Linked DNA regions of Homo sapiens: region 2 is linked to region 1. The links are chromatin contacts, found by Hi-C in ENCODE. All regions are on one chromosome and are shown on one strand. Each heading gives the region's core, a stretch centred on a gene start or an enhancer-like site at or near the end of the contact. The rest is flanking DNA. Distances are from core to core; before and after follow the strand shown. Region 1 holds the start of CD226 (CD226 molecule). Region 2 holds the start of ZNF516-AS1 (ZNF516 antisense RNA 1).

Region 1 (4,389 bases), core at 24-2,523:
AGCATCTAGAAATGGAATTGGAGAATGCCACAGAAATACGAGAAGACATTCTATAGCTTCTACTTGGGCTTTATAGAAATAAATGTTGTAAGTGGATAAAAAGGGATTTAAAAAAAAAAAAAACTTGCCCTTACCTGACTGAACCACCTGTATCACCTTCTGCCAAGTTCCCTGTGGGTAAGTGTAAAGAGAGCAGGAATAGTAGCCAACATCATCTTCAGAGGCATTCCGAAAGAAAAGAGTCATGTTATTGGAAGCCATCGTTGAATTCAAAAAGTAAACCCTCTCAGCATAGGGCTTCCTTATGACCATGCCATGAGTAGGGCTGAAAATGGCTATGGAATCCTGCTGGGTCCCGATCTTGAACCACTCCACCTGTGTTAAGATGCCCATTGATGGATACACACATTCTAGAGACATGTTCTCGGCAAAGGGAACTGATGTATGCCAAAGCACCTCTTCACATAGAGCTGAAATATACAACATCACATTAATTGTTAGCCTTGATGATGGAAACACCAAATCAATATCTTAAGCTTTTGAAGACCTAGTGCATTGAGATCACAGTAAAGGCTGACAGTTTCTGCCTTTGTCTAAAAAGGCGTCCTGCTGATAATTGGAAAATGTAACTTTTAGTTTTTCTGAACAAGTGAGAAATTATCCTAGCCAACTAAAGAGCACTGTAAATTCTGAATATGCCACACTGTACAAACAAAAACAGGAGCAAAACTTTTAAATGAAAATATAAAGATCATCTTTACCTCTGTATACATGAAGAAGAGCCAAAAGTAAAGTAGGATAATCCATCTCTGGAAACTGTTTGAAAGGCTGGTTCTATTAAAAAAAAAAATTGCTTTTTATAATGTGACATGCAGATCCCCAGCACAATGCAGTTTCCTTCCTCTCAGATGTTATCAGTCGTGTCTTCTTTTTCTGAAGTATGAACACAGGAAAAAGGCCTTAGCTTAAAAGACAGGTTTGCTCCTTTATGAGGATGGGCAGATTTGAGTTTCTTCTCTCTCGGGGAACCAGTCGGCTTATTTTCGGGCTTTCATTTTCTACAAGGAGTCATTCATTCAACAAACATGTGCTGCATGCATTCTCTGTGCCTAACTCAGCTGTAGGCAATGAGGATACAATAATACAAAAAAAAAAAAATATTGCCATGATAGAACTTACATTCTATGTGGAGGAGGCAGAAACTAAAATAAAGATGTAAAAATATAAATAATAAGTGAAAGGTGGTGCATGCATGGAGCAGAGAAGTCCTCACTGAGAGCATAAGATGAGGCAGAGGCTGAAGTGGGCGGAGGGAGCCTACGCCCAGCGCTGACAGCCCATCCTGTGGCCTTCCTTTCACCTCTTCCTCCTTGCTGATCTCAGACATTTGCTTTGATGAGGACCAAAAAACAGATCAAAAGCCCATCAGATACAAAAGTATGCTGGCCCAGGGCATATGCAGATCTACCATTATGAGAGATTTAACTTCTGATTTTGAAATAATTATAGAGTCACAGTAAGTCACAAAGAGAGTACAGACAGGTCCCTGTCCCCAGGTTCTGTCAGGGGTCATATCTTACATAATTATAGTACAATATCAAAACAGGATTCATTTTTCAGGTTCATCATTGCTCTCTTCTTTCTCTTATAAAATACAAGTTCCAATTCTTAAGAACTTGTTAGGTACAAGTTCCAATTCTTAAGAACTTGTTAGGAACATATCAGCATGTTAGTATAAAAAGTATACCCCTACAAAAAGAGGAATTGTATAAATGCATTTGACCCTGGTAAGACTGTCAAAATAGAAGATGAGTAAAAATTGGGAAAAGTAGGAGCAGAAACCACTGAAGACAATTTTATCTAATGCCGACCCTGAACTTTGTTTGTGACTCAGTCTCAAAGTGTATCAGCAAGTGTCGACTACTCAGCATGAATATCTAATGTGGGAACTTTCTCAGGGAACATAAAATCAACAATGCAATGATAATCAGAACAAAATTGTAATGTGTACATATAATCAAGCATGGTGTCACCTTGTGTTTATATGGCATTATATTTTCTAAAAGTTTTCACATCTATGATATTATTTGTGCCTCTAGTTGTTTTGTGATGTAGTCAAAAGAGGCATCTGTTATCTCTGTTTTGTAAATAAGTCAACCCAACAATTCCTCCAAATTGTACTGAGTTATGCTGGGTCCTCTGCTTAGTCCCTTGGAAATACAATCATAAAGAGGACACATCTCTGCTCTCAGGTTATGCATAATATAGTGGGTCATATTAATTTTAAAAGCAATTTATTGTAGCAAAACATGATCATCTCTATACAAGTCATTTGCTAAGTTTTATGAAAGCCAGAGAGAACAAATCATTCTAATAGATTGTGGAAAAGGTTTTATAGAAAAAGTGGGGGGAAAACAGAGGCGTGACAATGCGGGTGTTTCAGGAAATGGTGTGACTACAGTCTAGTGGGTGGGGAAGTGACCGAAAATGAGACTGAGTCTGGACTGAAAAGTGACCTGAGTGACACACATAAAGGAACTGAAACGTAGCAATCAGAAACCGCGGCGTCATGCTAACTTCTGTAACTCCAGCACCCAGCACAATTCCTCAGGCAAAGCAGGCTCTCAGTAACGCCTGTGACGTTAACACATTCCTGAGAGGAACATGGAGCCGCCGAGGAGCTGATGGAGAAAGCGGTGCACACAACTTCGCGTTTTGGAAAGATAATCTTGGTCACTGTACAGAACAAACTGGAGTGGCAAGGACATGGAAGACCTCCATCAGAATTGGAAAAATTAATTTCATCTATTATGTCCTATTATGTCCTAATGACAAGATTTTCCCCTGACAGGCACCAGCAAAAATCAAACTACAAATGCCGGGCTAAACCAAGTCCAGAGAATTCCTGAGGTCCTGAGGACAGGGTCCCCCTAAGTACTCCTCCTGCATTCATATCTTCTGTCTCAGGCCTGTGTCCCTTCACACACACACACACACACGGATACATGCACACACTGACACACTCACGTGCTCAAATGCATGAACCCACACATGCTGTCTCCCAAACATGCATGCACTCACACACACATGCAGTCTCACATATGCACCCACACATGCTCTAACACACATTCACACACACAACATGCACCCACATACACATGCACCCACACACACATGCTCACAGTCTCAGACACACAATCACATGCATGTGCACACATACTCTCACATCCACGCACACTCACACTCATGCACTTACACGTTATCACTCACATATGCACACTGTCTCACTCTATCTCAATCACATGCATGTGCACATATACTCTCAAACACACATCCACACACACGCATGCACTTACACATGCTCTCACACTCACATATGCACACATTCACACTTTGTTTCTCACACTCTCTCACACACACAATCACATGCAGGTGCACACATACTCTCAAACACGTATACATGCACTCACACACATGCACACACGCATGCACTTATACATGTTCTCACACATGCTCACATATGCACACACAATCTCACACAATCACATGCATCTGCACGTACTCTCAAACACACTCGTACATGCATACACTCACATGCACGCACACATGCATGCGTTTACACATGCTCACACACATTTGCACACACTCTCACACACTCTGTCTCTCTCTCTCTCTCACACACATACTGCATCTGGCGTGATCTCAAAACAGAGTGTACGGCCAAAGTCTAACATACCACCTGCTCTTTTACAGAAAAACTTTTTCATGCCCCCAGTCTAGTTGGAAAGACAGACATCAGACGAACATACAAATAAATGCACAGTTATGAAGTGCATGTCACGTTATGAAAAGGAAGCAACACACACAGGCATGGGAGAGAATGGCTGGGGCTGCAGCCAAGCAGAGGCTGTGTCAGGTTGGTGGTCGGGAAAGGCTCTCGGGCAGTGAAGTGTGTTCTGGAATCTGCAGAAGCAGGAGGCTGTGGCCACATGCAGGGTGTGGCCAGGTGTGTGAACGAGCAGTCCAGGTGGATAGGAGAGCAGGTGCACAAAGTCAGAGACTTTGTGGAAGTTTTTCAATCATTGTAGCTGGATACATTGAGGGGAGATGGAAACAGAAAGATGTAGAGATGAGTGGGGTGGGAGTACATTTGCCTTATATACTTCCTGGTACAATTCTAAGAGCGATTGGAGATTGTTAAGCACCAGAATGATATAATCAGATTTCAATTATTAGAAAGATAACTGACCATCACCCATTTCACTTTCCTCACTCCTAGCAGTACTGTACCTGAGTTTGAGTATCCACCCCTTTCCACACGCCACAGAGATATTATGACAAATAGAAGCTATTGTACTGAAAACTATGATTTTGTGTGTGTGTGTGTGT
Region 2 (3,957 bases), core at 143-2,642, 6.5 Mb after region 1:
TACGCAACTTCACTCTCCAATTTTACTAAGGGGGGGCGAGGGGTTCTCAGACCCATGCACAATAGTGGTATGTGGCATATTTAATTCTGGCTGGTCTGTGTAAATATAAATAACAGTTACCTGACGACATAATCAAAGAATGCAAGTGAAAATGAAGCTGGAACAAATGATAAAATGAGCTCTTTTTATTTTACACGGCAGTAGCCAGTATCCTATCAAATAACATGCATGCCTAGCTCTTTTAAGTAACACATCCCTAAACCAAAATACTTCAATCATATTAATAAGGTGGTTTTTAAAATAAGCTGGAAAAGCTCCTTTTGGGAGGCTAGCCACCGTTGCATCTACTCGGGTCATTTTCTTTAATAGTATTTACTCCATAGCCCCATGGTGAACGTACATCACTCAGCTTTTAAATTACCTTCAATCAAGATTCGAAACTGCATGGCAGGCTGACGGGGGCAATGCCTTTCTGCTGTATGTGTAAGTAGGATCCCCACTAAAGTTCCTTTTGTGACTTGCTGGTTAAGTCACACGACGAGCGGACCGGAGGGTCCGAGGGCTCCGTCCTTTGTTACGCAGGGGACACCCCTGGAAGGCCAGCCCAACGCCCACGGGCACATCTGGGCTTTTCCAGGCAGTCCACAGAGCCATCCCCGGCCTCTTTACCGCGGAGACACTGTGAGGTCACACACGCAGAACACAAAACCCCCACGCAGCAGCCCCTCGCGAGGCGCCCCAAGCCCGGGTGCCCACCGCCAACTCCCACCCCAAATCCGCTCGCGGGCGCAGGACCGGTTCAGGTGTGAACACTTATGTAATCGTCCTCGGGGCCACGCCTTTCCCACCGCCCCACCTCCGCCAGAACAAAGTGAAGTTTAAAATAGAAACCAATTACCTGGGCTCCGCCGCGCCTCGGCCCCCGGAGCCCGGTCCACGCCGCCGCGCGGACCCCCGCCTGCCCCGGCCCGGAGCCCCGCGCAGACCCCAGTTCCGGACCGGACCCGCCCCCCTCCCCGGCCCCGGCCCCGGCCCCGGCCCTCCACAGCCCCATCCGCTCGCTCCCCCCAACCCCGCGGCCTGCCCTTCCCCCCGCAGCCCCCTCTCTCCTCCTCCGGGCCTCGCTCCCGCCCCCGCCGGCTCCCCCCGCCCGCCCCGCCCGCCCCCGCCCCCCGGCCCGCACAGACCCCCGCCTTTGTTATGGTGCGAAGTTGGGCTGTGGGTCCGTCTCTTTCACTTCTTGGGTTACAGTGCAGGCGTGTGACGTCCGCTCCACATGACGGGGGCGGGGGGCGGGGGGCGGGCGCCGGGGGGCGGGGGCGGCGGGCCAGGCCCTCCCCGTGCTTCTCCGCCCCTTCCCGCCCCGCCCACGGCCCTCCTCCTGGCAGCCCAGCAACAAGCGGCCACCGCCCCCACCCCGGGGCGGGCAGGTGAGTCCCCCCCCGACCCGCCCCCAGCCCAGAGGGCCGCCCTGCGCTCTCGCCCCCGGCCCCTGGCCGCGCGTGCCCCAGGTCCCCCAGTAGCGCCCCAGCGCCGCTGCTGCTCAGACACACCGAAATAGGAATGATTTAATCCAACGACACCTCCCAGGGCTGCCCAGTCCCGGTTCCGCCGGCTCCTGAGATTGGGGAGGGGCAGAATTGGGTGGAACTCGGGCTGGGGGGCGGAAATGGCCCGAGTGGGAGGGAAGGCGCGGAGTCGGACGCTACCTTGTAACCGAGTTAGATTTCTGCAGAAGAGGAGGACGAAGGTCGCCCACGGACCCTCGGGTGACCTCGGTGCGGCCTGGTGGCCGGGCACACCCGCGCATGGACGAGGTCCCTCCCAGGGGTCTCCCTGCAGGGGTCTCCGGGGAGGTAGTGGGCACGTGGGTCCTTAACCTCTCCATTGCATCATCCCCATCCCGGTGGGTACAGAAGCGCAGCAACCCCGCGGTGCTCCCGGAAGACACCGCGTCTCCAACATTTACACGGAGATGCTGCTCGGCTCAGGTCGGGTCCGTACGCTTCCCGAGGTGCGTACTACGCGAGCCACACACATCACTACCGATATTCCTGAGAAAGTCGGTGCCACAGTAAGTCAGCTGCAAGCGTGGGGTGGCCGGTGACGCGCTGTGCCCGTGAATACGCCCATTGTGCGGGTCAGACGCAGCCAGGGCGCAGCGTTCAGGAGGCGGGTGGGCAGCCGAACTTTCACTGGCCACGAGCGCTTCACCTTCTAGAATTTGCCAGGGACTAGGCATCAACTCCCAGTGAGAAAATCACATGTGAAGTTGGAAGACACATGCTGCCCTTCACTTTTCTACGGAGTTCACATCAGTTTCAGCAATCCGCGTTCTCAGTTCGCTTTGCCCGGGCGAGTGGGTTCCATCATCACCTGAACCAAAAACGCACCAGGGCGCGCGTGCCCAGGCACCAAGGCCAGAGAAACCGCACGTTTCGAGTCCCCAGTTGCTGAGAAACAATCACAGCCCTCCTCTTTTCTCCCCCTTCTGCAGGTTCCGACCTGAATCTGAAAGTGCTTCTAAACCCCATGCTTCACAGAACGTTCGGAGGGGGAGGCGCTCCGTGGGGGCTGCTGCGTGCCCATGTAGCCGAACTGACTCGAATAAAAGCGTGTCCACGTCTACATCACACATCTGTGTAAATGCAGAAGCCTGCGGATGCGCGGGGCTGGCCAGACTTCACAGTGTGCAGACACATGGGCTCATGCACGCGCACGCGCGCGCTCACACACACACCCCAAATTACCTCCGGGATGGAGAAAGCCGCTGCGGATTGGCCAGCAGAGCCGTCACTCACGCCCAGGGGGCAGGGAGACTTCGCAAAGCTGTTTCCTTTTTTTTTTTTCCTCCTCTCCTCCCTACCGTTTCATTTAATGGTAAAACAACAGCAGAGCTCTGAAAGTTAGCCATCTGCGCAGAGTTTGCCTTCTTTAAGGAGGGAGGCGTCAGACGATATCCATTTAAATATATTTTGTACTTCCACAAAGGATGGAAAGGGAAATTCACGAAGGGAGTGGAGGCGGAAAGGGAGCTCCGAGAAAGAAGGAGGGGTCATTCCGCGGGGGGCGGGGGGGGGGGCGGGGGCCGACGCAGGGGAAAGAGTTGCTCTCTACACCGAAAAGGGACTTTGACCTTCCATTGATCTCGAAATTCAAAAACGTTTCTTCACAGGTCAGATTGTAACAAACACTCGTTCCTAATTTATGAACTCGCCGTTTTGATTTTATTATTTAAGCATGCGCCAGCAATCGTGTTTCCTTAAGAAAGAACTGACCTATTTTTGGCTGGAGATAAACGATCATGTTAACAGATGTTAATCTTGTAATCTGTTTTTCCTGTAAGCACTTTACCTAGCCGGGTTTCAGACCTTAAAAATAACATCTTTTCCAAAAAGACCTGACGTCACAATTCACTCCCTGAAAAATCACACTCCCCCTCCAGTTTCTTCCCCTGCAATGATTTCAAAGACATTAAATCTTTTCCACTTTATAAATGCTGATCTGTTCTGCCTCTACTCCCACAGGCTCTTATTTGCATTTCAAATTCCACAGGTTACACCAGTCGCCTTTTCAAAAAATGTAAACCAACAATGCAGCAGCAAATGGCTTTTTGTGCATCTGGATTAAATAAAGCACAGAATGAATATATTTAAAAAGAGGGCTGCGCAAGTTGATCTTTGCACACCCGGAGACCCGGTGACTCTTTATCAGCGGAATGAGTAAGACACACACACAGCCCCCAGAGCTCCCGGTCTGCTGCGGGAAGCTTATTAACGCTGATAATAGATGAGGCTGACTTACAGACCCACATTTTTCGGGTAAAAGGCTGGTTCCCTCTGGTCCCTAATTGCGGGGGTCCACTGGCTTTCCTCACCACACACATAAACTGCTGCTTTTAAATACCCCACTCGGCTGCCATTTAACAAACTTATTCATACAAAGTTTCGTTAAAAC

What was found. Hi-C counts contacts between places; a loop is a spot of excess contacts on that map. Pooled maps may share reads with other maps.
Region 2: a map with no recorded cell type shows a loop between it and region 1 (11-fold over the local background). The contact joins the promoter of ZNF516-AS1 here to the promoter of CD226 in region 1. A Hi-C loop is called at or near these places in 2 of 37 single-sample maps with no recorded cell type and 6 of 50 pooled maps.

Annotation. Positions count from the first base shown.
Region 1 is chr18:69,946,600-69,950,988 of GRCh38, forward strand. CD226 (CD226 molecule) reads right to left here and starts at 1,274. Exons shown (of 6, transcript NM_001303618.2): 1 at 762-1,274; 2 at 135-470. The coding sequence starts at 807.
Region 2 is chr18:76,490,260-76,494,216 of GRCh38, forward strand. It overlaps ZNF516-AS1 (ZNF516 antisense RNA 1), which reads left to right and starts at 1,393. Exons shown (of 2, transcript NR_136504.1): 1 at 1,393-1,430; 2 at 2,498-3,659. All of the region lies in intron 1 of ZNF516 (zinc finger protein 516), which reads right to left. RefSeq lists a silencer at 1,295-1,384 and enhancers at 2,045-2,094, 2,775-2,914.